2 separate regions of the Homo sapiens genome follow, and region 1 is linked to region 2. A link is a loop called in an ENCODE intact Hi-C map of the cell type or tissue named here. Cell type or tissue: adrenal gland. All regions are shown on one strand. Each heading gives the region's core, and the rest is flanking DNA. Links, peaks and the distances in the headings are about the cores only.

Region 1 (16,114 bases), core at 4,965-8,964, 54 kb after region 2:
CAGAACAGATTAATGAAATTCACAATCAAAGTTTGCCACAGGAAATTGCAAGGCACTGCATGGTTCAGGCCAGGTTATTGGCATATCGAACTGGTGAGTTACATAGATCGTAAATTGGGGCTGATTGGTTGGGTTGTATTTGTCTCTGAAGTGTTCGTCTCATTTATGGTAGAGTTCATTTACTCATAGTTACTTAAGTTTTGCTGTTCATACAATATAGAGAAGTTAGTGAGACCCTTGAGTAGACAACTCTTTCTCCCAGCAGTTTTGGGATTCCTTGTAGCCTTATATTCAGTACCACATTTCTACATCAGGCCCTCATTAATCTAGGCCCTTCTTTCTGCTTCTTGCTTTTATGATTTCACTGTTCCTTGAGCCCTCCACTAAAGGTAGGACAAGAAGAGAAAGGAGAGGCCCAGTGCAGTGGTTCATGCCTGTAATTGCAACACTTTAGAAGGCTGAGACAGGAGGATCGCTTGAGCTCAGGAGTTCAAGACCAGCGTGGGCAACATAGCAAGACCTCGACTCTAACAAAAAAATTAGCTGGGCATGGTGGTGTCTGGTGGTGCGTGCCTATAGTCCCGGCTACTTGGGAGGCTAAAGCAGGAAGATTGCTTGAGCCCAGTAGTTTGGGGCTGCAGTGAGCTACAATAGCACCACTGTACTCCAGCTCCAGAGACACAGCAAGACTCTATCTCCAAAAAAAGAAAAAGGAGAAAACCAAAATTATTCATTTTTGTTAACTCTTCAATATTTTGATGTACTGAATATTTAACAATTTTTAAAAAATCTTTACAATAACATTAATTCAAAATAACTAATAGAATCAAGGTAAAGGAATGGTGATTATTGCAGATTCTTCCAGTTGCTGGTATGTCTTCAATCAGCAAGTTGAGAAACATTTTTACTGTATTGTATTAAGTTGTATATTTGGAAAAGGAAAATATTACTTGGGATTTTTCTTTGTTATGATAAAAGATGGCATCTGTATTTCCAAACATGGAACAATATTATCACATCTTACCTGATGTAAGATTTCTCAAAGTAGAATCATGATCACTTTTTAAAATGCATCTTTGTGATAAAGGGGAAAAAACATAGACAGGAGGAGCAGTAGAGTAAGATTTGTTTGGGGAGTGTACTGTAGTAGGATTTAAAAATTATCCCAAGAAAGAAGAGAAAGTCATCAGAAAAGGTCTCTACAGATGCTGCTGGTCTGCAGTAGTCAACAGAAGGGAGGTTCTCAGCTGGCAGCAAATAGAATCGCCATTGAAACTTTTATAAAAAGTACAGATGCTATACTTTTTACTTTTATAAAAAGTACAGATGCTATACTTTTTACTTTTATAAAAAGTACAGATGCTATACTTTTTACTTTTATAAAAAGTACAAACCCCAACCCAGACCTATTAAACCAAGTCCCTAACAAAATATGGCCAAGTTCTATGTTTTTAAAAGTTCCACAAGGTGTTCTGATGTTCGCAGAGTTAATAATTGCTCAATTCTTCTTAAAGATTTTGATTCTGTAGGCACACATTATATGACCCCAAACAATTGCATTGTGTAAAAGTCTGGTTTCATGTAATTATATTCTATTGTGGGTTATATATTTGTTTCTTTGCCAACTCCAGCTTTGTAAAGAATTTTTCTGTAAACCATTCAAAAAGATAGAAAACATAAATGGGAACAGCTGTTGTAGCTATAATTCACTAATTACCCTTCACTAATTAGAATTCAGCAGAACCCTGCCTGTGTTCCAGAGTAAGAGGGCGATGTGAATCTGCTATTTTACTGGATCTTAGTACCTCTTGCTTCTCATAGAACACCTTATCATACCAGCTGTGATTCCAGTGTTTAAAGACGCAGTATGTATACATTTGCATTTATATTGTTTATTAGATACTCTACACTACTGTATAGTTATAAGTATATCCACTATTGTGCAGAATTTTGTACATAAAGCCCTGCTTACGCATTTGATGGTCAATTTAAAAGATTTTTCAAGGTTAATTGTTGGTGATTTTTTTTTTACATGGAACTCAAATCCTGAATAGGGTGCAACTCCTCTGTCACTCACTCTACTCCACTGTGCACTCTTCCAGGGAAGAAACCATGTCTTAATCATTTTTTCCTTAGCACTAAACACAATGTGCGTTGAATGGATAAAACAAATCTTTTTATCCAAAGATAAAGGGTCCACAATCCCTTATGCAAAACTTTTGGAGCCAAATGTAAAGGAATTCAGAATTTTTCCGATTTTATTTTATTTTTTTTGAGACAGGGTTTTACTCTGTTGCCCAGGCTGAGTGCAGTGGCACTCATGGCTCACTGCAGCCCTCAACCTCTCAGCCTCAAGCAATCCTCCCACATCGACCTCCTGAGTAGCTTGTACTACAGGTGAACCACCACCATGTCCAGCCAATTTTTAATTTTTTGTAGATATGTCTCACTGTGTTGCCCAAGCTGGTCTCGAACTCCTTGGCTTAAGCAATCTTCCTGCCTCAGCCTCCCAAAGTGCTGGGATTACAGGCATGAGCCATCATGCCCAATCCAGATTTTAAAAAGGTAATATGGTACATATACTGTTATATAGGACTCCCAGTGGCATCTGGGACAGTACCCTGTAATCACATTAATACATACAGAGTGAAAAAAGTAGGAATATTTGCACTAAGAATAATTGAGGGCTATAAATAACTCAATTTGGGTCAGATTTGGCCGCAAAATAAGTGCATCAAACTTCAAAAAAACTGGATGTAAAAGATTTCAGATCAGGGACTCTGGACCTGTAATTCTTCCTTAATGATAAATAATAACAATGACAGTTTATGGAACACCTACTATGTGTCAAGCACTGAGCTTGGTGATTTATATATGTATCTCATTTAACATTGAGGGTACTTCAGTAAGGTGGATATCCCTATGATACAGTGCGCTTCCAATTAAGCTTTTAATTTCACATTATTCAGTTTGGTTTGATGACCTCATTTCTCCCTAATTAATAGATGAAGATACCATTTCATTTAAAAATGTACATATGATTAAAATGAATTCCAAAACCTCTAACAACAGAGTTCTAAAATGAATTGAAAGTAGTTGCTTATAATTGCTTTTTGAATGATGAATAAAGAGGATCCATAGAGATGTCATGAAAAGTATGTTACTAGCCAGGTGCGGTGGCTCCCGCCTGTAATACCAGCACTGGGAGACTGAGGCAGGAGGACTGCTTGAGGCCAGGAGTTCCAAAAGTATGTTTCTAGAATACCCGAAGGTAGCAAAAAAGTGGAAAAAAAAAGTGTTTAGACTCTTGGGGAAAAAAGAGCAGGAGGAAGGCATCAAAAATCTTATCTATCTGCTTTAAGTACTGAGTTGTGATCTCTTCGTGTCTTGCTTTCTCATCAGATTAGGTGTTTTCCAAAGCTAAGGATTATGCCTTCCTCCTGGGCCACAGTACTGATAATGAGAGTAGGCTGGAGTAATCAAGAAAGTTAACTTTTAAAACAGAACTCAGTGGTTCTCAGATATGAGTATGCCTGAGAATCAAGGGGGAGCTCAGGAGTAATGCAGATTCCTAAGCCTTGCCTGCCTCTCTCAGAGAGGTTGATTTAGGGGACTTCCATGGAAGCCAGGAGTTGCCTCTTTTTTTTTTTTTTTAAATTTTAAAAACAAGCATCCAGTAATTTTGATGCAAGAGGACTGTGGAGCACCTTGGACACTGACATGACCACAGGATTGGGAGCTAAAATAACCACACCTGTGTTCTAGAACAAAAAGTTCCCCTCTGATTTTCAGTGATCAAAGAGCCCCAGGAATTTGACTCAATGATTGTAAGTTGACCTTTCCTTCAAAGTTGTACAGAGAAAACCCTGTGAATGACCAGATCATAGGGAGCAATTTCTGTAAAAATTATAGACATGAAAAGATTTTTGAGAAATTACCTCATCTGTCACCAGCCTTGATGCTGAGTGACATCAAATCTGTTTTATATGGATGAAAATTTATTCCTATTTTAAAAGACAAGTAGTAAAGAATATTCTCTTGATGTAACCAACCTTAGCTAGGCAGCAGAGCTGCATGCTGATGGAAAAATCACATTTTTTTTTTCCTCCTAACAAGGTTTAGTCTGTCCCCAGGCTGAAACAGAAAAAGTGGCTTCTGTGACTAAGAAACATAACATTAAAAATATGCAGTGTTGATGGTAGAAAAGGGGGCTTTTAATATGGAGAATTTTTATTCTGGTTTTTTATTTTTTCATTTTAGATTTATGCATAAATTAAATAAAACTTTAAAGATTTTGGTTTTGCAGGCAAATATAATCTTATGTTTATAACTTCTGCCACTTACCTTAGAAATGAGCATAAAGCCATTGATTTGTATTCTTGCCCACTCATGTTAAACTCTAAAGGTCTAGGAAGGAACCCAATTTTGTTTACACCAAAATCCCTTTTCCCTCTACTCTGTAGAAGGAAGTCATCTCGTGCACTCTGCTGTTCAGCCTCATTTATTTCCTTCAGAGCACAGCACATAAAGTACTGTTTGTTTCCTTGTTGCTGTTCTCCTTCACCATCCAACTGTAAGTCGTATGAGGAAGGGACTACAGTTTCCCTCACCACTGCATCCTCAGTTCTCACAGTACTTGGAACATAAGAGGCATTCAATAAATGGAAATTTTTGTCAAGGATTTCTTTTTCTTTTTTTTTTTTTTTTTTGAGATGGAGTTCTGCTCTGTCCCCCAGGCTGGAGTGAAGTGGTACGATCTCAACTCACTGCAACCTCCGCCTCCCAGGTTTAAGCAATTCTCCTGCCTCAGCCTCCCAGGTAGCTGGGATTACAGGCATGCACCACCACACCTGGCTAATTTTTGTATTTTTAGTAGAGACGGGGTTTCACCATGTTGGCCAGGCTGTGTCAAGGAATTCTTTATGTCACGGTGCAAGGTGGAGGAAAGGCCAAGCAGGTTGGATCTGGAGGGCTAAGTTTTAGTCTATTTCTTTGCCTGTTTCTGCATCTAGAAATGGAAATTTTATCTGCTTTACCTTTAGGGTAAAAATGAGATCATGAATAAACATGTTTAACATAAATTATACAAATGCTTTGTGGTATAATTTTGAAAACCAGGGTTTGCTTGAATTTGAGATGGGAAATTTTATTAGAGTATCATAACTGTTTTAAAGTTAACCTCTTAATAAGACATTCATTCTAGTTTTTAATGCAATTGTGGCACAAATTTTCTTTGTACCTTTACTGGAAAGTAGGTATTTAAAAATGTTATCATTGGAGGGATTCACTTTTAGGAAATTGTAGGGTGAAACCACGGTTTCAGTTAATCCTCCCCAAAATGAAAATGCCTTAGGGTAAGTTCACAGATAATTGTTATTTTCTACGTGTAAATGTGCCACTTAACTACCTTAGTCCCTTATTAAGATTTTGATAAATACTATGGTTTTCATAATTAGTGTAATTTGTCTTAGAAATTTGAAACTCAACATTGTATAGAAGGAAAAAGTAAATCCTTAATATGTAGAATTTCTATTTTGTTTTTTAATTTTCTGTTTCAGATTAATGGTTTTAAGAAGTACAGCTTTACTTTTGCAAAGGTTTTGGTTCTACAGGGAAATTATAATCTTATGTTTGTTTATAACTTCTGCTATTTGATTTAGAAATGGGCAAGATGTCATTAACTTGCATTCTTTTTCCCTCAAGGTAAACTGAAGGTCAAAGAAAGGACAACATTTTGTTTAAATCAGAATTCTCTTCATGTACTTTCTAGCAATAGATAGATAGATCCATAAAGATTTGTTTATGTTCGTATGAGAAGTTTGAACTTTTTTCTTAGCAAGAACATTTTCATAAGATATATTTTCCATGATTAGAGTATAAATAATGCTGGGAAAAGACAAATTTGGTTGTTGTGAACAGTTATTACACAAAATCCATTAGTTCTGAAACCTTTATTAAATTTTATCACCTATCAGAAGTAGTTGTTTAGAAACCGGCTTGTTAATGGAGAATCAATGAAGTTGCACTTAGTTCTGGCTACAGCTTTGAGGGACCTGACTGTGGACACTGCCATTTAGTGGCCTCCACATACGTATGTGTGACTGAGTTGGTAGTGACTCTCTCTAGTTATTTGGTACCTAGCTCCCATATTCCATACTTAAAAGTGTTTATTTTAATACTTTTCTGTAATTAGTGAAGATACAAGGATTGCTGCTACATTTATGAAGTATGTTTCAATACAAGTTTTTATTACTTTTGGAAAAATATATTTCTAAAACTAACATATCATAATTTTTACTGAGTTAAATGCCATATATCTTTCAGAGGATCATAAAACAGGAGTTGGGGCAGTCATTTGGGCAGAAGGGAAATCTGTAAGTATGAAAACAATTCTTTAAATATTTAACCTGGATTTTGTTTAAACATAGTTCAGTCTTCGGTGCATTACAGGTTACTGACTGCCAAGGCGGGCAGATCACAAGGTCAGGAGATTGAGACCATCCTGGCTAACACAATGAAACCCCATCTCTACTAAAAAAAAAAAAAATACAAAAATTAGCTGGGCGTGGTGGCGGGTGCCTGTAGTCCCAGCTACTCGGGAGGCTGAGACAGGAGAATGGTGTGAACCCGGGAGGCCGAGCTTGCTGTGAGCAGAGATCGTGCCACTGCACTCCAGCCTGGGTGACAGAGCGAGACTCCGTCTCAAAAAAAAAAAAATATTAATATTTTTGTAATGGTGCATTTATGAAGATCTATAAAGATTTGCTCATCCCTCAACAGTTTTCTAGATAGACGCATTCATTCAGCAAACATTTGTTAAACACTCTCTACAGGTTAGGCACTGTGCCACAGTGAATGCTGGGGATTAAAGATCACATTTTATGGCCTCATAGTTTAGTGATGGAGATGTAGAAGTAAAATATAACTGATATGTAAGTGTAATTATAACTGATATCATGAGAACATAGAGGAGGAACCTTTGCTTGGAAAAATAAGTAAATACTGTTGGTGAATATTATTAATGTTACTAATATAATATTCTTGAAGAATAAGATAATTTCTTCAGACAGAGCAAGTCAATAGGACCAGGAGGATAACATGAATATTCTTGGTGAACATTCTTTTTTTTTTTTTTTTGAGACAGAGTCCCCCTCTGTCACCCAGGCTGGAGTGCAGTGGTGCAATCTTGGCTCACTGCAACCTCTGCCTCCTGGATTCAAGTGATTCTCATGCCTCAGCCTCTTGAATAGCTGGGACTATAGGCATGTACCACCACACCTGGCTCATTTTTGTATTTTTAGTAGAGATGGGATTTTGCCATGTTGACCAGGCTGGTCTTGAACTCCTGGCCTCAAGCAGTCCACCCTCTTCTGCCTCCCAAAGTGCTGGGATCACAGGTGTGAGCCACCATGCCTGCCCTGAATATTCTTAATATTAATATTAATAATGTTAAAATTCTTGAAGATTAGGAGGATATCATCAGGCAGAGCAAGTTAATGGGACCAGGAGAATAACACACAGAGACTGGGGTGAGAGAGAGAATATGGGAAAACGCATTTGATTTGGCACATAGAGTAAGCAACAAAGTGGACGGGACCATGAAGAACTCTATATTCCATGTAAAGATTTTGGACTTTATCCTGGCAGTGACATACTATAGCACAGCACTAACCAGTAGAGAGAAAAGGCAAGGCTCAAACTGAATTTTAAATTTTCTAGGTGTTATATATATATATATATATATATATATATATATATATAGAGAGAGAGAGAGAGAGAGAGAGAGAGAGAGAGAGAGAGAGAGAGAGAGAGAGAGAGAGAGAGAGAGAGTCTCACTCTGTTGCCAGGCTGGAGTGCAGTGGTGCAGTCTGAGCTCACTGCAACCTCTGCCTCCTGGGTTCAAGCAATTCTCCTGTCTCAGCCTCCCCAGTAGCTGGGACTACAGGTGTGTGCCACCACACCCAGCTAATTTTTGTGTTTTTAGTAGAGATGGGGTTTCACCATGTTGTCCAGAATGGTCTCAATCTCTTGACTTCGTGATCCACCTGCCTTGGCCTCCCAAAGTGCTGGGATTACAGGTGTGAACCACTGCAACCAGCTGGAGCCATGTTTTTAAAAGGAAGACAGATAAATTAATTTTAAGAAAATATTTAATCATGTAATCAATAAAAAATTATTGATGAAATATTCTGCATTTAAAAAATATTAAATCTTCAAAATTCTATGTGTATTTTACACCTGCAGCACCTCTCAATCTAGACTAACCACATGTGGCTAGTGGCGACTGTATGGGACAGTGCATTCCAAGAATGTTCTAAGTGGGGAAATGATTTGATCAGATTTGCATTATAAATAGAATGAGGTAGGGCTAGACAGAAAATAAGGAGATTAATAAAAAGAGATGAGGACTTGGAGATGTGGGGATGGGTTAGGAGGCTAGAATCAAGAGATATTTAGTAACTATATAGCTGACTGAAAGGTGAGCCTACATTTTGCCTCAGGGACTTCACAGAAAGTAATCTGACAATTTGCTTTGATGTTTCACAAACTCCTCAAGTTCACTCATCCAGTATCTTCCCTGCTAACCTCCTCCCTCATCAGTGGTCACCATCTTGTCTGTTACTGTACACATACAATCACCTAGCACAATGGATTCCACCTTCAAAATACCTCTTGACTCTACTTACCTGTACCCCAACTGTTAACTCCTACTAGAATACTAGGCTCCTCTGCCAGAAATTCCTCAGCACTCTGTACAACTTGTCTGTGACATTCATCACAGTTAAAGTTATCTGTTCAATTTCTTACCCTCCCCAGACTAGAAGGCTCATGAGGGTAGGGACTCTCTGTCTTGTTTACAGTTGTATTCCAGCACCTAGCATAGGTCTAACTGGTGGTTGGAACTCTCATTTGTGTGTACATGAATGCTCAGCAGACTTTTGGCTTAACATCTGGTTGTTAATGATTTTGTGGAGAATGTCAGTTTCTAGTTATCTCTAGAGTAGGCCAGCAGGCAGCACGGTGAAATGGAAAGACACATGGCTTAGAGTCAAGTAATCTGGGCTTGAATTCTGGCTATGTTACTTACTCATTTTGTGACCCTAGACAATTAATCACTCTTGTCCTCAGTTTCCTTATCTGTAAAACAGTAATATTAATAGTATCACTCTTTAGGTTGTTTCAAGAATTGATCAAATGAAATGATCCATGTAAAACTCAGTATGGCTGGGTGCAGTGGCTCATGCCTGTAATCCAGCACTTTGGGAGGCGGGGGTGGGAGGATTCCTTGAGCCCAGGAGTCCAAGACAATCCTGGGCATCATGGTGAGACCCCGTTGCTACAAAAAAAGAAAAAATTAGCCAGGCATAGTGACATACGCCTGTGGTCCCAGCTACTTGGGAGGCTGAGATGGGAGGATGACTTGAGCCCAGGAAGTCAAACCTGGGTGACAGAGTGAGACCCTGTCTCTAAATAAATAAATAAATAAATAACTCAGCATGATGTTTGACATTTAGTAAATGTTCAAACAGATTTATTAATGAGATAATATTTTGTTTGCAGGCTTTTGTTGGCTCACTATTACATGATTTTTATGAAGCTGCTACAGTAATGAGTCTGTTGATATTATCATGAGTAATTATAATATATTGAAATTTAATGAGTTTTATAGCATATTCCAAAAAACTATTACACACACATTACTAATATTTCATTCTAATAATTGATAAAGCATTCATATTAACTACTATTTCTCTTTAAAAGAGAAATAAGAGCCATTGAAGTAAGAAGTTCTATAATAATATGCATATAATAGAGGCTTAATAAATACTGAAGATGAAAATGCATTTTTTATTTTCCAACTAAATCACAATAGCACATTTTTAGCCCAACAGAAATTTTCTGTTTAAAGTATTTAAAAGTTTTTGACTTGCTAACCAGTAGCATGGCACAGAGCACATAAGAAATTAACAATCACTTGTTGAGTACCTGCTATGTACAGAATACTCGAACATGTTGAAGGGATGGAAAAGAAATATATAACATGGTTTCTGCTCTCCAGGATCTATAATTTATTTGGGAAGTAATATCTGAATCAAGTGAAATAATTTGTTAGTTAAGTAAGATAGTATTTAATTAATTGCAAAAAACAAGGACTTCCTTGAGATTATAGATTAGAGAGGTGGTTGGCCTTCTTGGAATTTAGCTTTGACAAGATCACACTGCAGTAGGAGTATCTGGTATTATATTTTTTGATAGCTCAGTTTACTGTAGAAAATTGAATGAATATTCATTATACAAAGTATGATAGCAAGCTTCAAAAATACATTGCAAAGTGTCTTTTCAGAATGTTGAAACTAACCATTGGTTTGCTCACTCTCGTAGAGAAGTTGTGATGGAACAGGTGCCATGTACTTTGTAGGATGTGGTTACAATGCTTTTCCTGTTGGATCTGAGTATGCTGACTTCCCACACATGGATGACAAGCAGAAAGACAGAGAAATAAGGAAATTCAGATACATCATACATGCGGAACAGAATGCCTTGACATTTAGGTATGAAATCCTTCTTGGTGTACTTTTCTTTAAAATGTAGCAAGGGTTGGTTGAAATTAATTTTCTTATAATTGTAATTTATTTCCTTTTTCAAATTCCAAGAAAGTTTCCTTTCAGAAGTATAACTTTGGTAAAGCTTGGTCCTCACTGCCAGACCTGAAGCTATGACCTGACCTGAGGTCATCGCCTCTTCAGGTCTTCCCAATTTGTTGAGCATGTCTTTTTTTCCCTTGCCTCTCTCCAATATGAAACTGCTTTAAGTTTATCCTTTGGGATCTTGCTCAGCCTCTCATATTTCTGGATGTTAAGGCTCCTTTGTTTTCTAAATCTGGAGCACGCATTTATTAATACAGTTACACGCCACAGAAAGACATTTTGAGCAACGATGGACTACATGCACAACGTGTTCCCATAAGATTATAACAGAGCTGAAAAATTCCTGAGTGAAGTAGCCATTGTAACATCACACGTTACCTTTTTTATGTTCAGATACGCAAATACTTACCATTGTGTTACAATGGCCTGCAGTATTCAGAATAGGGATTTATAATGAACCAAATTGCTTCAAAAGAGCTTTTGTTAGTGATTATACCTGTTAATTTACATCATTTTCACAAACACTTCTCAGCCTTTACCATTAAGGTTAAGGGATTAAAAAACTGTGTAAGACATGACTCCTGTCCTTGGAGAGCTTCTAATGCAATAGGGGATATGAGACGGCATCCACCTCGTGCTGTGGATTCTGTGGGAGGGGCAAATGTAAAGTGCTGCGGACATTCTGGAGCTGCTATGGACAAATGGGAGAGTGCAAGGGAAAGGCTTTAGGGAAGAACTGGCATCTGAACTGAGCTTTAAAGGATTCCTAGACTGGGGCAATTGGAAGGGAAGGGAAGACCATTCTTGCTTCTAGCATAAGCAACGGTCTAGAAGTAGGAAAATCCGTGGTGTGTTTAGGAGCATGAATATTCCAGTTAGGTTGGAATGTGGACACAAGGGAAAGACAGCTCACAAGGACAGGCTGGGACTGGACTCGAGAGGACTTTGAGTTTATGCTCCATTTGGTAGGCAGCGGGGAAATGGAATGGCATTGACAGAGCCATACGCTATAGATTATGTAGGTAGTATTGTTTGAACAGACTAGATGCATAGAATTCTGTTGCCCTAGTCCAGGTGAACGTAAATAACAGTCTCAACAAGGAAGATGGATGTGGAAGGCTGGCGGTGGAGGAATTGAAGATGGCTGGCTGAGAGCTACGTAAGCCTCAGAACCCGGAAGTCAGTCCTTGCAGCCCCAGTTGTTAGTCCTAAACTACCCTCAGCATGCAAAATTTCACCCAAAATTCCCTCTATTCTTTTCCTTGTCCTCTTCATTACAGATTTACTTGCTTCATTTTGTACAGAGGTGTGAATATATCAAATAGAAACTTTTCTTTTTAAAATTATCCTATGATAGGGAAGGGGTAAGGGAACTATAAGTCAAAACAGAACTTAAGTATTTGATTATTCATTTAGTAAACATTTATTGACTATCCACTAGGTACCAGATAGGGCTGTGTCATTTGTCTAACAAGATGAGTTAGTGTCTAATCAGACATGATTAGCTCTTAAGGTATCAGTTTCAAATCTAATTCCAGTATTCTAAACAGGTACTTATTTAGAAAGCATTGGGGGTTTTTTCTCTCTTTCTTTGGTGTCTGTATCTTCCTGATTTCATTTATTTTGTAATCTGAAACTGAACCTCTTACTTAGAATCAATAAATTATTTTTAGTTATAATAATTGTCATGTTCAGGTTGTATCATAACACTTTTGTGGGTTTACATACTTTGAACATTCAGTAATTCAGCAAGTCTAAGGCTTGATGATCATTATTAATAATGTCATAAATCTGTTTTTAAAACAGCTCAATTTTAGTGTTTAAAGATTTTTCTAAAAAATAACTTACCCTTTCAGAAACGACCTTTCTGATATTTTATAATTTTTTTTGTAGGTGTCAAGAAATAAAACCAGAAGAAAGAAGCATGATTTTTGTGACAAAGTGCCCATGTGATGAGTGTGTACCTTTAATTAAAGGTGCAGGCATAAAACAAATCTATGCAGGAGATGTAGATGTTGGAAAAAAGAAGGCAGACATCTCTTACATGAGGTTCGGGGAGCTTGAAGGTGTTAGCAAATTTACGGTAAGTAGATACACATTTTTTTCAGGTGTATTTTGTATTATGTTGTTAGGTACCCTGCTGCAATATTGTAAGTTAGTGATTCCCACCCTTTTAAAGAGTTTCAACAAATTATTATTATTATTATTATTATTATTATTTTATTATTATTATTTGAGACAGAGTCTCTCTCTGTTGCCTAGGCTGGAGTGCCAGTGGCTCGATCTCGGCTCACTGCAGACTCCGCCTCCTGGGTTCAAGTGATTCTCCTGTCTCAGCCCCCCGAGTAGCTGGGATTACAGGCGCCGGCCACCACGCCTGGCTAATTTTTGTATTTTTAGTAGAGACGGGGTTTCGCCATGTTGTCCGGGCTGGTCTCAAACTCCTGAGCTCAGGTGATCCGCCCGCCTCCGTCTCCCAAAGTGCTGGGATTACAGGCGTAAGCCACCGCGCCCGGCCGAGTTTCAACAAATTATTATTATTATTGAGTTTATTTATATGTGCAAACCCTTACCTAACTGCAACTGTTCAGCTAAGGATTCCTGCCTTATGAATTTACATCTCTGTAGAGAATTGAGCCAGTGGATCTTTTGGTGCCATCTGGTGGCTGATAAAAGAAAAATCTCTGACCCATCTCTTCCCTCTCCTTTCTGGCTTAGAGAGGTGGATAGAGGTGAAAATACTTCAGCAGTCCCCACCCTTTTCGGCACCAGTGACCGGTTTTGTGGAAGACAATTTTTCCACAGATGGGGTTATGGTTTTGGGATGAAACTATTCCACCTCAGATCATCAGGCAATAGATTCTCATAAGGAGCACGCAGCCTAGATCCCTCAGGTGTGCAGTTCACAGTAGGGTTCTGCTCCTATGAGAATCTAATTCCACCGCTCATCTGACAGGAGGTGGAGCTCAGGCGGTAATGCTCGCTCGCCTGCACTCACTTGCTGCCGTGCGGCCCAGTTCCTAACAGGCCACGGACCAGTACTGGTTGCTGCCAAAGGTTTGGGATCCCCTGCAATAGTTTAAAGGTCACCCCCACCCCCAAACAAAGGGAGGTGCACACACACAAACACACACATTTCTCATGAGAAAAATCAGGAAAACAAGAATATTTGTTTATTTATTTATATATTTATTTTGAGATGGAGTTTCACTCATTGCCCAGGCTGGAGTGCAATGGCGTGATCTCGGCTCACTGCAAACTCAGCCTCCCGGGTTCCAGCGATTCTCCTGCCTTGCTACCCCCACCCCCCTCCCCCCACCCCCCAGTATCTGGGATTACAGGCGCACGCCACCATGCCCAGCTAATCTTTTGTATTTTTAATAATAGAGACGGGGTTTCACCATGTTGGCCAGGCTGCTCTTGAACTCCTGACCTCAGGTGATACACCGGCCTCGGCCACCCAAAGTGCTGGGATTATAGGCATGAGCCACCACGACTGGCCCGGGAAAAAAAGAATTTCTTATTTGATAGTTCCAAAAATGTACTGAGGTAGTTCATGGAAAACACAAGAACTTTTAAGTCTTTATACCTCTTCACTATTTGGGTTCTGGTTTTTGTGGGTTTTTTTTTTTTTTTTTTTGCTTTTGTTTTTGTTTTGAGACAGGGTCTCACTATCTCACCCAGGCTGGAGTGCAGTGGCGCCATCTTGGCAATCTCTGTCTCCTGGGCTCAAGCGATCTGCCTGCCTCAGCCTCCCAAAGTGCTGGGACAAGCATGAGCCACTGTTCTCAGCCTATTTTGGTTTTCAAAAAGCTTTTTATTTGGAAAAAACCTTAAGCATACAGAAAAGTTATAAAAACACTACAAAGAAATTTTTTCCCAGAAGTTGTTGACATGATACCAGCTCACCCTTTATTTCCTCAAATGAGAAATAACCACATAATTACAACCATAAAAATCAGGAAATTAACATTGATACATTACTGCCACTAATCCACAGATTCCAGTCAAGGTTCATTAGCTGCCCAAGAAATGTCTTATATAGCAGGTTTCCCCAACCCCTGGGTACCAGTTAAGAAGCTTCTTCTGTATTTATGGTCACTCCCCATTGCTCACATTACTGCTTAAGCTCTGCCTCCGGCCAGATCAGCAGCGGCATTAGATTCTCATGTGAGTGTGAACCCTATTGTGAACTGCCCATGCAAGGGATCTAGGTTGTGCACTCCTTATGAGAATCTAAAGCCTGATGATCCCCCATTCCTCACCATCTGGTCTGTGGAAAAACTTCCATGAAACCGGTACCTGGTCCCTGGTGCCACAAAGGTTGGGGACTGCTTTTATATAGCAAAAGGATCCTGTCCAGAATCATACATTGTTTCTATGACATCCAATGATTTAATCCTGGCATTGAATGAGTTAATGTAACATTTAACTACTAGAATTTGCAGTGGGAAGAAAAATGATATAAAAGAACCGTTTATATATTTCAGCTTTACATTCCTGCCATATACATCAGTTTGAGTCCAGGATACCTGGAACATACATATATATGATTAACTTGGACATATAACATATAATTATATATGTATATAATTTTAAATATAGAAACATACTATCCAGTGTCTGTCATGTGTATATGAAGTATCATAAGTTTTTACCATTTGTAATATTGTCATTTTTTTCTAATTGTCTTATTTAAAGTTTATCACATTTTTAAATGAGGGGGTGTTGACATGGCACTGAAAGAAGGCAGAGATGGGAAAGATACCTTTTTTGTAAAACTCAATAAAAGCTTATATCCAACTAGTCAGAGAAATCTCTACTTCCGTGTTTTTGTTTTCTGTCTCTTCATTCCTCCTGAAGAGTGTGAATAAATAGGTTTTTCAAGTTCTCCTCATAAAGATTAAGTGACTTAATCATAAAGATTAAGGACTATGAGTGATGGGTTATGGAGAATTCTGAAATATCTTGCTTACTGGTAGATTTTAATAGCTTTTCAATTGTAAAGAGAATGAAGAGATCAGAAGAACTTAAGAAAGGGCAAGAGAAGCAGAAGGAGGCAGGAAGACTAAGGGGATCTTCAGGGGCAGAGATGGGAAAGGAAGCACCCAGTTGGGCCAGACCCTCCCGGAAATACCCTCACTCAGGCACATGTTCCAAAGGCTGTTGTTCATGGTTGTTCTCTGTTCTACCTCCAGTGAAGATGAGCTGTCCATCTTCTCATCCTTCTCATCTGGCCTGGCTGCAAATATTATGTAGATGGTTAGCTAGATACCTAGTTTTGTAAATGCAAGTAATTAACATGAACTAGAATTTGTTCTAAATCTGAATTTCAGTACCAAGATTATCAAAAATAGTGTGTGTCAATAAATTTGGTATTTGTTTTTAAGATTAAAGCAAATTGAAATTACTTTGAAAGATTTTTTGCTTTCCTTTTTGATAAGTTACCATAGACCTTGAGATAA
Region 2 (16,114 bases), core at 6,402-10,401:
TACAGAGCCACGCCATATGACTCAGTGCTTTTAAAATCCATGTAGATCTCTTAATTGCCACAACTCCAAGGACCGTGATAGAGTTTAAAATGTTGGGCTGGGGAAGGAGAGTCCGGAAATAGGAACATCACAGAAGCAGCTAAGCATGAGTCCAGGTTTGAGTGGGGTATGATACTGATTTGACAGTATGATTGCACGTCACCTCTTTTTTTTCTGTAGATTGGAAATAGGAGTCTTTTGCATCCTGTTTGAGCATTCCATGGGTTGGTTTCCAACACAAATCCCTTGCTTCTCACCATTATAAGATTATTTCTGCAGGAAGATTCCATTGACGTGGTGGCTCAAGGAGGCAAACAGGCTTCAAAAGAAAATAGGCCGGGTGTGGTGGCTCACGCCTGTAATCTCAGCACTTTGGAAGGCCAAGGTGGGCAGATCACAAGGTCAGGAGTTTGAGACCAGTCTGGCTAACATGGTGAAACCCCGTCTCTACCGAAAATACAAAAATTAGCTGGGCGTGGTGGTGCACACCTGTAATTCCAGCTACTCAGGAGGCTGAAGCAGGAGAATCGTTTGAACCTGGGAGGCGGAGCTTGCAGTGAGCCAAGATCGTGCCACTGCACTCCAGCCTGGGTGACAGAGCGAGACTCCATCTCAAAAAAAAAAAAAAAAGAAAATATTCCCCCAAACTTAAGCAGTGATTCTGTAACCTAACTCCCATCATCAAAAGAGATGATGCCTCATGTTTTTAGAGAGTTTTTAAGTGTTCTATTTTCATATACATTTTGTAAGTATATGCCGTTGAGAATGTGTATCCCTTTTGTTTATTTATCATTTTCTCTCTGATGCTCCTAAGGCGGGAGAAAAAACTTGGAGGAAAAAAAGAAAATCAACCAAAGAACCAAGATTTCAACAAGGTGGTCATCAAATTCTGTGTCCAGAGTGGTGCCTTCAAATGTTTAGATGCTGTAATGGCTATTTTTTGTCTCATAAACGGGGCTATTGTGCCATTTCCACTTACTACGGGAAATTTGCCAAGAGAAAAGGGTTTCAAAACTGAACAGATTTTGAAGCCACATGGCCCATTCAAATCATTATGGCTAGGATCTGTCAACCATTTAATGTGTTGTAAGCATTATGTTCAGTTCTTTACCTTGGGCATCTCATACAGTCCTCTTAATTGCTCTAGTAAGCATTATCTGCAGCACAGAGAAGTCGAGCTCTCTGCCACAGGTCTCATGGCTAATAAATGATGAAGCTGGGGTTTGATCCAGGTCTGGGGCTCCCACACTTGACCACTATCCTCTGCTGTCTGGCCCAAAATTTACAAACTCTAGGAAATCAAAATTAATATGAATTGACTTTAATAGTGCGTTTATGATAGCATTTATTGATTGAGTACCACCTGTTTGCTAGGCAATGTGCTAAGCACTTCCTCATATGCAAAACAAGCCACAGCCCTCTAAGGACTGAACAGAAAGAAATCAGATGAGAAGAATCTGGTATAAGCATAACAGACTAAATGAGAAACCCTAATTTCTTTCCTCTTGAATTTCATCCCCTGATACTTTTACTACCATTTTGAGCCCACACTCAATCCTTAAGGCTAGCCCATCTTAAATATTAATCCAAGGATGAAAACGCCATTTTTGCCACTTACCGCAACTAAGACAAGCTGACATTTTCAAAAATGAATATAGCTACCATGTGGACCAACCTCAAAAACACACTACAATGAAGGAAGCCAGACACAGAAAGTCACATATTATACAATTCCATTTGTATTAAATATCCAGAATGAGTAAATCCATAGAGACAGATTAGTGGATGCCAGGGCTGGAGGGAGGAGGAAATGGGGAGTAACTGCCCAGTGGGTGCTGGGTTGATGGAAATGCTTAGGAGCCAGACAGAGGTAGTGGTTGCACAACTCTGAGGGCACTAAATGCCAGTAAGTTTGTCACTTCAGAATGGTTAATTTTATGTGAATTTCACCTGAATTGCTTAAGAAGGGAATATAAAACCTATAAACTGATACACAGGTAACATAAGACTAGAGAATCCTGGGCATCAAGTCCATAAAACTGACGTAGTCAGTAAGTTCATTTTGCTAAGGACAGAGGCCAACTTGTCTCTTTTTTCTCAAACTCCCACACCTCCCAGGATGCTACCACTCCTTTCAGCCTGTGACATGTGCCTGGCTTACAACTGAATATTTTATGGATGTCCTTGAGTGTGATTAAACAATTTCGCCTGCCCACACCCAAGTTATCAGCTCTATCTCATTCTTAATCCTTCTAGGATGACACAGAGGTCTTAAAGAAGAAATTACCTTTTCAGTTTCACAGTTAATCAATGGCAGCAGCTGCACAGTAAGAATGCTCGTATGCAGTAGTGTAAGGCCTATAACCTCTTCCCACCCACGCTTCCAAGGGCTTGCTCCCTCTCCACCATCCCCCTTGGTAATTGTTGCCACGCTGAGCCTGTCTGTCTCTCAGGAGAAACTGGGACTAACAGAAAAACTGCTAAAGCAACAGCCACAGAGTAACAGGAATCTGCACTCCACAAAAGTCTTGCCTGAATTTGCCCTGCCGTGTCCCTGCTGTGTAAAAAGAAAACCTAGGAAAGACTGAGCCCCTGGTCAATGTGGCGGTCAGGTCCTGGCGGTGAGATTGGGAAATAGCTGGCCTTGAACTTCTCTGCCAGGGGCTCCCTTCCAGGGCCAGCTTTGCTATCTCTGCATTTTACTAAAGATACCATTTCCTGGTGCCTGGGGTCTAGAGGACCCAGTGGGTCATGTGAATGAGGAAGGGGCTGAGTGTGAAGCCACAGATGCCCTGTGTGTGGTGACAGCTGTGAGGTGCCTGCAGAGTGGCACCAGCCTACAGGCTGCAGGTGGCAGTCTTTGGGGAACATGAGCTCAGAGCTGCCACAGCTTCCGGTTTTGCAAGACAATGCTTCCTTCTCAAACTCCCACACCTCCCCGGATGTTACCACTCCTCTCAGCCTGCGGCACGTGCCTGGTTTACAACAATATTTTATGGATGTCCTTGGGAGCTATTAAAGAATTTGGTCTGCCTAGGCCCAAGATATCATGCTGACAATCTGGAACTTTACCTGAAATTTCCCAATTGTAAAAGGTTGGTTCAAAACATTATGAAATGGCCAGGCTCCGTGGCTCACATCTGTATTCCCAGCACTTTGGGAGGCAGAGGAGGGTGGATCACTTGAGCCCAGGAGTTCAAGAGCAGCCTGGGCAATCTAGGGAGACCCCCATCTCTACAAACTTCATGCCTTGCTCTTATGTGGGGAAAAGAGTGTAAAGCCTGTGGAGTGTTTACAAGTTTACATAAGTAAACTATTGTACAAGTTACGGATGTATTTTTTTTTTTTTTTTTTTTTGAGACGGAGTCTCGCTCTGTCGCCCAGGCTGGAGTGCAGTGGCGGGATCTCGGCTCACTGCAAGCTCCGCCTCCCGGGTTCACGCCATTCTCCTGCCTCAGCCTCCCAAGTAGCTGGGACTACAGGCGCCCGCCACTACGCCTGGCTAATTTTTTGTATTTTTAGTAGAGACGGGGTTTCACCGTTTTAGCCGGGATGGTCTCGATCTCCTGACCTCGTGATCCGCCCGCCTCGGCCTCCCAAAGTGCTGGGATTACAGGCGTGAGCCACCGCGCCCGGCCGTTACGGAGGTATTTTAATGCTCCTCACAACTTTCCAGATTCTTCAATTTGCCCATAAAATCTGGTTTCTGAGAAAGACACTGGAAGACACTTTCCTAGCAGAATCCAGATCATAACCTAGCATTCTCTGCAGCTGGTGGTGCTATGGTCTGTATAGCAAGAGGCCACCCAGCACAGTAGTTATGCCCATGGACTCTGGAAGTGGACAGCACCACCCTTACTGGCTGTCCCAGTGACCTGGGGTCACTTCTCTGTGCTTTGCTCTTCTCATCTCTAACATAGAGATACTAAAAGAACCTGCTGCCTTGGACTGCTGTGGAGGATTAAATGCATTCAGATATGAAAGTACTTGGAACAGTGCCTTGCACACAGCAAGCATTAGCTTTATATTCATCCAGACCATCCCTTTATATTCATCAAAAGCCAACAAGTGAGGCCTCCAGCCCGGGGCCAAGAGCCTATTGATGACACCAACCTCTTGCCTCTGGGGACGCAGGCCGTAGCTGGGCCAAACCTAGACCCACCCTTGCCCCACATGAGTTACAGGTGGAGAGGTACTCAAAGAGTAAAGAAGAGAGACGCCCATGCTCCCGGTCTACTGAGAACTTCCTCTTCCTCTCGCTAGATTAACTATGAAGTCAGGAAGCTGGTGAATGTCTACAGAAACACAAAGTAGAAAACAGATCTGGTCCCATTCCTTCCTAAAACATTGAATGCCAACCCATCATAAGAGCTCAGATATGTCCTAAGGGCCAAGTTATGTTTGAACCTCAGCATAGCAATGTTATCAAAAAAGCCCGCTGGGTCTCCACCTCTCCATATCAGTATTCTGTCTTAAGCTGAAGTATCAGTGACTACTTACTGAGCACCCACTACAATCAGAGCACTGTTTTAACGGCTAGGAATTGTAAAGAAAACAATGGTACCTGGTTCTACAGAAGCTCATTCATTCTCCAAGTTAACAAATATTTATTAAATTCTCACTTTGTGCCAGGCACTAAGGAAACAGCAGTGAACACAGCAGATTAAAGCCCTGCCTTCTGGTGCACATAATGTTGGGAGATAGAGATAGATAATAAACAAATAGCTAGGTAAATTAAATAGTATGTCAGTTGATAATAAGCAATATGGAGAAAATACCATAGAGAGGGAGTGCCTGAATGGAGGTGAGTAATTCACAACAGCCAGGATGCTGACTGCAGACTCAGTGAGCCTGCCTCAGCGCCACCATGGTGGGTGGGGAAGGGAATAAGGGAGGCTTCAGCAGAGGCTGGGGTAGTCCATCAGGCCAAGGAGCAAATGGGAAAAACCAAAGAGACTCAGGGATTCGCAGCCCATGAGAGCCATGGGGAAGATGTCAAGTGCTCCTGATAGCATCACCTGAGTCCAAGAAAGAAGCTACCTCTTCACTAGCCACAGGCCCATGCGCCCAAGGCTAGCAGAGCCACTGGTGACCAGGCAGGAAGGGAACATGGAACTGGAGTCTAGCAAATGCCAGCCCCTGACACCCCAGGAGCCGGCGTGAAGCTTCATAAGGACCTCTCCCTCTAGCTTTAAGCCACTGACCCCTCTCCCCGTACACCTGGGCCACCTTGAGGAAAGGCATGATGTCTGAGAGAAGGGAACACTGCCCAGAGGGGCTGCTTAACTGATCCGCCTGGATCATGCCTTACCTAGGCTAGAGCATTCATTTCTCTTGTTGAGAGCACAGGGGAAAATCAAATCAACTATAAATGAAGAAATTACATTTTCTCTGCCTAGGGGGAGGAGACAGGGAGGAAGAAAAAGTGGAAACTGTGAGTACAGAAACTATTTTGAGGAGTTTTGCATGAAAATGATCCAGGAGAGAAAAACTGATGACAAGAGAGAGAGAAAGAGAATTGACGCAGTGATGTCTGGAGGAGGAGAAAGGAGCACTTAAGGGGCAGAGCTGACTTCAGCTGCAAGTACCACCAACTGTCCCAGGGGAGCACGAGCAGAGGTGGGGGTGTGGTAGTTATCTTCAGAGAAACAGGGTGCAAGGAAACCTCCCAAAGGAAGGGGTGGTGGGTGTTGGGTCTAAGGAGAGAGGAGGGGGTATAAACCAGCAGCCTGGTGGTGGGAGAGTGAATGAGGTCAGGTGAGAGTTGGGAAGGCCGGGGGAACGAAGCACCCCGCTAGAGGTTGTGCTTTCAAGTGAAACAACGCCATGTGAGAGCAGGCAAGGAGTAGGCAGGGAATTCGGCTTCACCAGGGTTGTGGTGCTCTTGGTGGATGGACGAGGCTGACAATGGAGAAAAGAGCAAGGGAGTCGAGGGCGTCTGTGTGGGAGTGATGGCGACTGCCCGTGGAATTTACGTTGGGTAAAGGAAGAAAGTGAAGACCTGGGGCAGGCAAGGGACCGGGAAAAGGAAGGAGGAGCCAGCGATGGAGGTCGCAGTGGGTTGAAGGATTACCGGAACTGAGGTGCTAGGGGAAGAGAGCTAAAAAGAGAGCGGGCGGAGGTCAGAAAGAGGGCTGACTGAAGTGGAGGTGGAGGAAGGCTGGCAGGCAACCGTGAGGTGTAAGTTCCGTCGACAGGCGCGGCTGAGATCGGGTGGAGAGCAAGGTCATAGGTGGAAAGGAGGTCAACAAACTAGAGGCCAAGGCATTCCAAGACTCGGCATGGGTGTGAACGGCCGCAGATGCAGTGCTTCAAAGAGAGCGCAGGCACCTGTCCCTCAGGGACTACGGGTGACCACGGAGGAAAGCGCTAGGGAGGGCGGTTTTAGGACCGCTGGAAACAGCAGCGATGAGGGAGGCGACAGGTGTCCCTCCTCCAAGCTCACAGTCTGCATGTGAGAGAGAACTGCAGGAGAAGCTTGCCCTAGGCAAAGCCAGGTGTCAGGTCCAGAATCGAGACTCCAGAGAAGAGGTTGAGGATTTAAGCCACTGAGGGGGTGGAGCTGGGCAGTGAGTAGGACGTCAGGCTTGCAAGCTCTGGGATTAGGCCGACCAGAGCCCATATCCCAGTCCCGCCTCTTACTGCCTGCTTGATCTCAAGCAAGACCGCTTTGTTCATGGGCGAAAGGAGCGCCCCGGGCCATGAGGATTAAATGGAGAGCACAGGGCCAGATCCATCTAAATTCTCAGTAAGTGTTAGCTATTGTTATTAAGACCACACCGAACAGACTGAACATCCGTTTTAGCCCCTTTCCCCAATTTTCGTTCTTTCCGGTGTTGACAAATCCTCTAGTTTTTTAAGTTTATAAAACATGTTGTACATAAGAATGACATATCACATGTGAAAGTACTCTAGTGTCCACGTAAATATTTGTCTTGTTCTTTATAATAAGTAAACATGCTCACGGATCCTTGAAATTATCTGGTCACTGCCGGGCGCGGTGGCTCACGCCTGTAATCCCAGCACTTTGGGAGGTCGAGGCGGGTGGACCACCTGGGGTCAGGAGTTCGAGACCAGGCTGGCCAACATGGCGAAACCCTGACTACACAAAAAACACAAAATTTAGCCGGGGCTTGGGCGCTCCTGTGCTCCCAGCTACTCAGGAGGCTGAGGTGGGAGGACTGCTTGAGCCTGGGAGGTCGAGGCTGCAGTGAGCTGTGATCGCGCCACTTAAACTCCAGCCTGGACGACAGTGAGACCCTGTCTCAAGAAGAAAAAAAGAAAGAAAGAAAGAAAAAAAGAAAAAAAAGAAATTATTTGGTCAATTATATGGTCAGCTCCCTCCACCACTCGCGAATTTACAGAAGAGGAGAACTGGGCTGGGCGAGACCAGGACTAGCCCAAGATTACACAAGTTACTCGGTTGTAGAGCCAGGATTAGACAGGAGAGGCTCTAGATTCTGGTCTAGACTCCCCTCCTATTATTTAGCATTATGGCTTCCTGAGGATTACCATGAGCCCTCCTCCACCGTCAAGCGGCAGCTACCAGCCACCAGACCAGATCCCTTCGAAGGTGCCCGGAGTACCAGACTGACAAAAGCGCCCGTACAGTGCTCAGTCCTGTAACCAAAGCTGTCTAGGGTGCAGACATCGCTCACCGGACCGGGTAGGGCTCGTGCGCTAAGGGCGCCGGGTATTCCAGTTAGTGGAGAGGGAAGCGCCCTGGAACTGCATGGGCCCGGGAGAGGGCGCGGGAGCGGAGCAGGGCCGGGCCGGGGCGGGCCGCGGCCGTGGGCGGAGACTGCGCGCAGCTAGCTCGGGAGCGCCTCGGAGCCCACCCCGCAGAGCCGCTTCTCGCGCCCCGCAGCGCAGCGCAGCGCTCCGCCGTCTGACCTGCCGCGCCCGCAGCGTGCGGGCTGGGAAAGGAGGCGCTCACCGAGAGGGACCACGCGCCAGGCTCCCAGCCCGACCCGGGACGCGGCGGCCGCGCGGAGCACCCATGGGCAGCCCCTGGAACGGCAGCGACGGCCCCGAGGGGGCGCGGGAGCCGCCGTGGCCCGCGCTGCCGCCTTGCGACGAGCGCCGCTGCTCGCCCTTTCCCCTGGGGGCGCTGGTGCCGGTGACCGCTGTGTGCCTGTGCCTGTTCGTCGTCGGGGTGAGCGGCAACGTGGTGACCGTGATGCTGATCGGGCGCTACCGGGACATGCGGACCACCACCAACTTGTACCTGGGCAGCATGGCCGTGTCCGACCTACTCATCCTGCTCGGGCTGCCGTTCGACCTGTACCGCCTCTGGCGCTCGCGGCCCTGGGTGTTCGGGCCGCTGCTCTGCCGCCTGTCCCTCTACGTGGGCGAGGGCTGCACCTACGCCACGCTGCTGCACATGACCGCGCTCAGCGTCGAGCGCTACCTGGCCATCTGCCGCCCGCTCCGCGCCCGCGTCTTGGTCACCCGGCGCCGCGTCCGCGCGCTCATCGCTGTGCTCTGGGCCGTGGCGCTGCTCTCTGCCGGTCCCTTCTTGTTCCTGGTGGGCGTCGAGCAGGACCCCGGCATCTCCGTAGTCCCGGGCCTCAATGGCACCGCGCGGATCGCCTCCTCGCCTCTCGCCTCGTCGCCGCCTCTCTGGCTCTCGCGGGCGCCACCGCCGTCCCCGCCGTCGGGGCCCGAGACCGCGGAGGCCGCGGCGCTGTTCAGCCGCGAATGCCGGCCGAGCCCCGCGCAGCTGGGCGCGCTGCGTGTCATGCTGTGGGTCACCACCGCCTACTTCTTCCTGCCCTTTCTGTGCCTCAGCATCCTCTACGGGCTCATCGGGCGGGAGCTGTGGAGCAGCCGGCGGCCGCTGCGAGGCCCGGCCGCCTCGGGGCGGGAGAGAGGCCACCGGCAGACCGTCCGCGTCCTGCGTAAGTGGAGCCGCCGTGGTTCCAAAGACGCCTGCCTGCAGTCCGCCCCGCCGGGGACCGCGCAAACGCTGGGTCCCCTTCCCCTGCTCGCCCAGCTCTGGGCGCCGCTTCCAGCTCCCTTTCCTATTTCGATTCCAGCCTCCACCCGCCGGTACTTCCCATCCCCCGAGAAAACCATGTCCTGTCCCCCAGGAGCTCTGGGGGACCCCAGGGCGCTTTGAGGGTGGGATCCCCGGATCCGATTCAGTAACCAGCAGTGCTTTTCCAGAGCCTCTGAGACCAGAAAGGAGAGTTGGTAATTCTTAATCCAACCACCTGTTAGATGCCACAGATGAGGAGTCCTCACAGTGCTCTTGAGAAGACGAGGGAGATTTCATTAAGCTAAAATTTTTTATTTAATGTTAAGTGATGCTGAAGGCTAAAGTAAACCTTGCTCGTATCAAAAAGTAAAGATTGTGCAGACCTGTTGTAGAATTCTTTTCAACAGAGAACAGAAAACTTGTCTCCGAAGTGGGTTTGTGGAAGGAAGCCTGCCAAGGCGGCTTGTTCAGAGAAATTGCTCCTTCTGGTTTATGTCCAGCCTTGATAACACATATGGGAGCCTACTATGCAGTTTTAAAGCAAGTATCCATGCAGCCTGCAGCCTGGTCATTTTTTCTGGGGTGAGGATCTGCCTAGGTAGAAGTTTTCTCTAATTTATTTTGCTGTTACTTGTTATTGCAGATGGTTCCTTGTCGGGGTGGGGGGTTTATTTGCTTCCCAATGCTTTTGTTAATCCCGGTGCTGTGTCTTATGTTGCAGTGGTGGTGGTTCTGGCATTTATAATTTGCTGGTTGCCCTTCCACGTTGGCAGAATCATTTACATAAACACGGAAGATTCGCGGATGATGTACTTCTCTCAGTACTTTAACATCGTCGCTCTGCAACTTTTCTATCTGAGCGCATCTATCAACCCAATCCTCTACAACCTCATTTCAAAGAAGTACAGAGCGGCGGCCTTTAAACTGCTGCTCGCAAGGAAGTCCAGGCCGAGAGGCTTCCACAGAAGCAGGGACACTGCGGGGGAAGTTGCAGGGGACACTGGAGGAGACACGGTGGGCTACACCGAGACAAGCGCTAACGTGAAGACGATGGGATAACCAGCACGGCCAAGCCAGGCTCCTCTTGCAGTTCTAAGACTTTGGGGAAAACAGGTGTGTAGAGAAATAAAGACTGCAAATGAGGAACAGATCCTGTTAAGAAGAATGGAAAGAGGGTTGCAGTTGTGCCAGTTGGTTAAGAAATAGACCGCATGATTTATTTAACCAAGGTATGAAATGTAACTGCGCCAACCTTTCTAGTTTCCTTCCCACGTACCTCCTAAGGAAGGTCGATTTTACCATCATGAAATCCCACATCTCAAAGTGTGCTCTTGTGTGATGGTTTCATGAAGTCCTCATTCTCCTACTCTTCGGAAAGATGATTGTTCATTTTACAGTTAAATGATACACAAAGATGCTGCCCCAAAACTGCCACCTCTGAGATCATGAGTGTATTTTATGTTTTGGATGTAAATGTAACAGTACATCTACAAGGAACCAGGATAATGATAGTTTTGATCCAAGAAATGATTTAATACCTATGTATGGCTGCAAAAACTTTTAGAAGTAAAAGGAATTCTGGGTAGACTCCAGTGTTCAGGGGTCCCACCTCTCTCCAGATCACAGCAAATCATAAAGTTTAGGCAAAATAATAGCCTCTTTCAGAAGTATTAAGCAATTGTGTTGCAACCCACTTCTCCTTGACACTGCCCATGGGACCTTCCCAGTGCCACTGGCCATGGGGTGGCAAACTTTGGGCATCAACATTTGAGAGTAGAGAGCTCAGCAGGACATGGCTTTCTCCAGTGACTACAAATGACGTTTGTAAAGAGCTATTTAATATGCTTTATCTCACCTCAGCTTGGTGGGGTGAGTACTGTTGTCAACATTCCTGTTTTGGAAGTGAGTCTTGGATTGCCCAAACAGGAGCTGGTGAGCTGGAGTCTGAATCCAGTGTTTAAGTTGCTCACCCAATCCCAAGCCAAGATGCTGTCCTTACTGAAAAACGCCAGCCAATGGATTTAGTCAAGAGTGAAAGAGAACTCACTGGACATTCTGATCAACAACTCTGTAACTTTGTTTTGTTTTTTAGAGTTTAAAACACAAATATTTTTAGAGGGTTACTGCTGTCACTCAGCTCCAAAGGGCTTCACTTATGCCACCTTCTGTATGAATGGCACCCCCAAGATGTGGGCAGGGTACAGCTTTCACAGTTGTACATGGGACCTTTTTTGGGGCTTTCAGATTGATAAATTCAAACCTAAATTACAATAGGATCTTGATTTGTATGAGGAATTTGTCCTGAGACCTTCATGAATCTTCACATCTACAAATACCAGAAAAATGACAAATGCTATAACTTCAGAGTTATAAAGACAGATAGACATAAAGTCACATTGAGACTTGGAGGCTAGAGAGGCAGCTCCGTTGATTCACTGACTTGATGTCTCTGCTTCACAGCCCACAGTTTGGGTGGCTTTGGTAAATGTCTAAATTACTTTCCGCCACAGGCCACCATAGTCTCTTTTGAATAGTTAAAACTACAAAAGATGAATACATAAATAACAAGGGTCTGCCCGACATGCATTCAAAGTTCTGTTGCTTTCTCATTTTCTTAGCCAAAGCCCTAGCTCAGTCCCCAGCCCGGTCCACAATTGGCACAGGAATGAAGTCTCTCGTTTGCTTTTTCTCCTAGCTAGTGGAAGAAGCAGATTGCAGTCACTTCAGGAAGCATTCCCTAAACTGTGTTCTGCAGATTTCCAGGGATTATTGGAAAAAATGGTTCTGGGGTTAAATATGGCAGGAAAATACCACATTGTGTTCCCCCTACCACACCCTAAACATTTCACACACATAACACAATATAGCATGTCAGAGGCTCTGAGAAGTTGTCTCAACCAACATTTCCTTGACTTATTTTATCACAGAACCAACTCTCCATCTTCCCTCCCAAGAACACTTAGTAAAATCTCATGGAGTGAGAAATACTTTGGGGAGCACTGATGTAGGGGTTCTGACAGTGGAGGTGTCAGCCTGGAGCCTCCATAACTCTCTGCTTGGTAGCACTGAGTACAGCAGCTGCCACAGTCCTTCTGCTCATGGGAGCTCCTCTCTGGAGCAGTCAGGAGTGGCCACCTCCCTAGGGAAAGTCACAGCAAAGAACCTTATTAAGATGTATATAATATTTTATTTTATTTTTTTAGAGACAGGATCTCACCCTGTTGCCCAGGCTGGAGTGCAGTGGCACAATCATAGCTCACTGTAACCTTAAATTCCTGGATTCAAACCATCCTCCCACCTCAGCCTCCCCAGTAGGCAGGACTACAGGCACACACCACCATGCCTGGCTAATTTTTTAGTTTTTTGTAAAGTTGGGGTCTTGCTGTGTTGCCCAGGCTGGTCTCAAACTCCTGGCCTCAAGCAATCCTCCTGCCTCAGCTTCCCAAAGTGCTGGGATTACAGGCATGAGCCACCACACCTGGCTCATGTATAATATTCTAAATGTAGAAGCAAAGACCTCTCTTTTGAGCTTTCTCGTTCAGAATCTAGAAAACAAGGATTTACATGACACTTTCCTGGGACTTAAGCATGTTTCCAGGTGTGGGCATAGGGAGGATTATCCTTCCCTTCCCAGATGGTACCTGAGATGGAGGGCCTGAAGGCCATCCCTTCCTTCAGGATTCTTGTGTGGTCTCAGCCTACTAGTGGACTGTGAAATCAGTAAGTGTGTCATATTTTTCTTTAATGGAACAGTGTGGACAAGAATAGAGTCCATTGTGTATCACATGTACTAAGGTAACTATTGTGCTGTGAAACTTTTGTTTCAATTATGTTTTGGTTGGTGTCTTTCCCGGTTCACAAAATAAAATACATTCTAACTGTGGGTCATGGTGGAAAATGTTTAAAAAGTTGTTCTAAGATCTAAAGTTTTTCTCTGTTCTTACACTGACAACTGGCTATGAAAAGGGAGGCCAAGTCAGCGAATCACTGGAGCAGGAGAATCACTGAGCTCTGGTTTCCAGTCCAGGGCTCCCTACCCACCCAACCCAGGGTGGTAATCATGGAGGCTATGGGCCAGCCACTCCCTCCACCCCAACAGAGACCCGTGCTGGCATTCCAGCCACTTCTCTTTGAGCCCCCTCTCCCTTCTGCAGGCAGAACCACTTTTGTTAGGTGAGCTGCCAACCTTGGAAGAGAGTTTGTATTTCATTCATTCCCATGGCAAATATTTACCAAGCAACTGCTAAGTGCCAGACGTGTATAATACAATACACTAGAAAAACTAGTCCATGTGATGATGTAAAAATCAATCAACTTTCTAATGGCATTCTCTGTTTGAAATGTGTATTGTGTCATCTAGACTAACATGGATTCACCATTTAGATCAGATGGAAGTGCAGAACATCAGGTTTGCACTATCTGTCTGGATGTTCCTCCTCTTTTGTATGTGAGACATTTCCACTTCTGAAGGAAATGTTCAAAGAGCTATTGCACAACATCCACTGGGATCCAAGAGTTCCCTGTGCCAGGTTCTCAAAGAGACACAGGCAACGTGCTAATGGTGTTGAAAATTCAAACACGCCCTCTCCTGACCCTTTCTACTCATGTCATAATGACATTTGCCAGTATATGGAAGCAAATTTTAGTGGTTGCACAGGTCTAGTGTGTTTTGTTTTGTTTTAGAGACAGGGTCTTCCTCTGTCACCCAGGCTGGAGTGCAGTGGCTTGATCACAGCTCACTTTAGCCTCAACTTGCTGGGCTCAAGCAATCCTCCCACCTCAGCCTCTCAAGTAGCTAGGACTATAGGCACACATCATCTTCACACCTAGCTAATTAAAAAAAAATTTTTTTTAAGAGATAGGGTTTTATTATGTTGCCCAGGCTGGTCTCCAAGTCCTGGCCTCAATCGATCCTCACACCTCAGCCTCCCAGGGTACTGGGATTATAGGCATAAGCCACCACGCCCAGCTTAGGTTTAGTGTTTTAAAAGTGGCTTTACTTAAACATAGATGGGATGCAATATTTAATTATGAGCCCAATTTCTAAGGATTCCAAACCCTATTACAGAGCCCCTAGTCTTCTACGAGGAGCCTTTGAATTCAGCGTTTCCTCTTCTGAGCGCACAGGGCACAGGCTCCAAAGGAATGCTCTGTGGAAGTCACTCAACCTGTCCCTGGTGTACACTATGTCTCTGGTGTACACTACAGAGGAGGGGACTCGACCGGCCCCCTTAGGAAAACACTACACACTTTTTAAATAGTGCACACCTGTGTACTAAGGGTTAAAAGGCTTTTTATTCCCCACACTAATTCTCTGGGTCAGTGGTTCTCAAACTTCAGCCTGCATCAGAATCACCTGGAGGACGTGGTAAGACACAGATTGCTGGGCTTCCCCCAGAGGGTTTTGGAGTTAGTAGGTCTGGGGTGGGGCCCAAGAATCTGTATTTCTATTGAATTCCCAGGTATTGCTGGTTTATGTCCCAGGTGAAACACAGCGGGATGGCATAAGATTTCATCACACTACTCAGGGCACGCTCGACTGAAAACCTAACAACTGTTTAATTCTGAAATTTTCCATTTAATAGTTTTGGACCATGGTTGACCACAGGTAACTGAAACCTCAGAAAGCGAAACTATGGATAAGGGGGACTACTTTGTGGTTCCAAAGAAGCCATCCAGCTGGAAAAGTTCTGTTGTTGCATTTTCCACAGGCTCCTGCAAATAGGTCCTGATGGTCAAATACTCTTTTTTTTTTTTTTTTTTTTTTTGATATAGGGTCTCACTCTGTCACCCATGCTGGAGTGCAGTGGCACAATCACGGCTCACTGCAGCCTCAGCCTCCCGGACTCAGATGATCCTCTCACCTCAGCCTCCTGAGTAGCTGGGACTACAGGTGCACACCACCACACCCAGATAATTTTTTAATTTTTTTGTAGAGACAAGGTTTCACCATGTTGCTCAGACTATTCTCAAACTCCTAAGCTCAAGCAATCTGCCCTCCTTGGCCTCCCAAAATGTTGGGATTATAGGCGTGAGCCACCATGCCTCAGCACTTAAATACTTTTAAGAAATGTTGCAATACTATATAAACTCTTTTTGGCCATACAGCTTTTTTTTTCCTCTCATATATTAACATTCCCCAAAATACTCCACCTTGAAATTCTAGAGAGAAGTTTGGGTATGAAGTCAGGGCTCACCATAAAGATTTGGGAGGCAACAGCATGGAAATGATCATCTTATCCAGTGCCTCAAAAACTTTTGCTTGCATCAGAAACACTAGAGGGCTTCTTAAAACACGGATTTCTGGGCCCACTCCAGAAGTTCTGATTCTGTAAGTCTGAGAATTTGCATTTCTGTGTAGTTTGCAGGTGGTGCTGCTGCTGCAACTCCAGGATCACACTTTGAGAACCACTGATTTAAGTGATAGAAATAGATGGCCCCGACTAGGAGAAAGCTTACCAAGATCAAAGCAGAGGTGCAGGGATGCACTCTAATGATCCCCACGCTGGCTGGAAGTCACCAAAGCAGGCAGAAGAGCAGAAAAGAAAAAGCATGTGATGCATGTGATACAACCCAAAGGAAGAGCGTTTCACAGAGGGTCGGAGGTCAAGGGGTCACGCACCACAGGGAACACAAAGAGAATGAAGTAGGGTTGCCAGACGAAATTCAGAGCCTGAAACTAAATTTGAATTTCTGATAAACAACATATATTTTATGTATAAGTTTAAATATTATTAGCATGACACACTAAGGGCCAGGCGTGGTGGCAAACACCGGGAGTCCCAGCACTTTTGGAGGCCGAGGCAGGAGGGTTACTTGAGACCAATAATTCAACACCAGCCTGGCAATATAGCAAGATCTCATTTCCACAAAAAAATGCATTTCTTCATTAGCTGGGCATGGTGGCGTGCCCCTGTTGTCCTAGTTACTTGAAAGGCTGAGGTGGGAGGATAGCTTGAGCTCAGGAGTTTGAGACTGCAGTGAGCTCTGATCACGCTACCGCACTTTAAAAATATAGCATACCTATTACTTACATTTTAAAATCATTTATTATTTATCTGAAATCCACATTTAAATGGGCACTCTATTTTTATT

What was found. Hi-C counts contacts between places; a loop is a spot of excess contacts. Peaks named below come from ENCODE experiments on the same cell type or tissue, not always from the same donor. Only the 100,000 strongest peaks of a DNase experiment are listed, where the experiment ranks them.
Region 1: it touches region 2 in a loop (1.9-fold over the local background); 10 of 110 quality-filtered maps call a loop at or near these places.

What each region holds. Positions count from the first base shown.
Region 1 is chr13:49,267,967-49,284,080 of GRCh38, forward strand. CDADC1 (cytidine and dCMP deaminase domain containing 1) reads left to right here. Exons shown (of 10, transcript NM_030911.4): 5 at 1-93; 6 at 6,325-6,374; 7 at 10,384-10,553; 8 at 12,543-12,732. Among named protein-coding and RNA genes, the nearest start is that of CDADC1, 28 kb to the left of the region's middle. In adrenal gland, for the core only: no CTCF peak of the experiment used is centred there; no DNase peak of the experiment used is centred there.
Region 2 is chr13:49,212,300-49,228,413 of GRCh38, forward strand. It overlaps MLNR (motilin receptor), which reads left to right and starts at 8,039. Exons shown (of 2, transcript NM_001507.1): 1 at 8,039-8,939; 2 at 9,741-10,078. The coding sequence starts at 8,039. The coding sequence ends at 10,078. RefSeq lists silencers at 7,469-7,725, 7,662-7,921, 7,992-8,071. In adrenal gland, for the core only: no CTCF peak of the experiment used is centred there; DNase peaks (open chromatin) are centred at 6,482, 8,212, 8,432 and 8,912; H3K4me3 peaks cover 1,809 bases; H3K27me3 peaks cover 2,732 bases.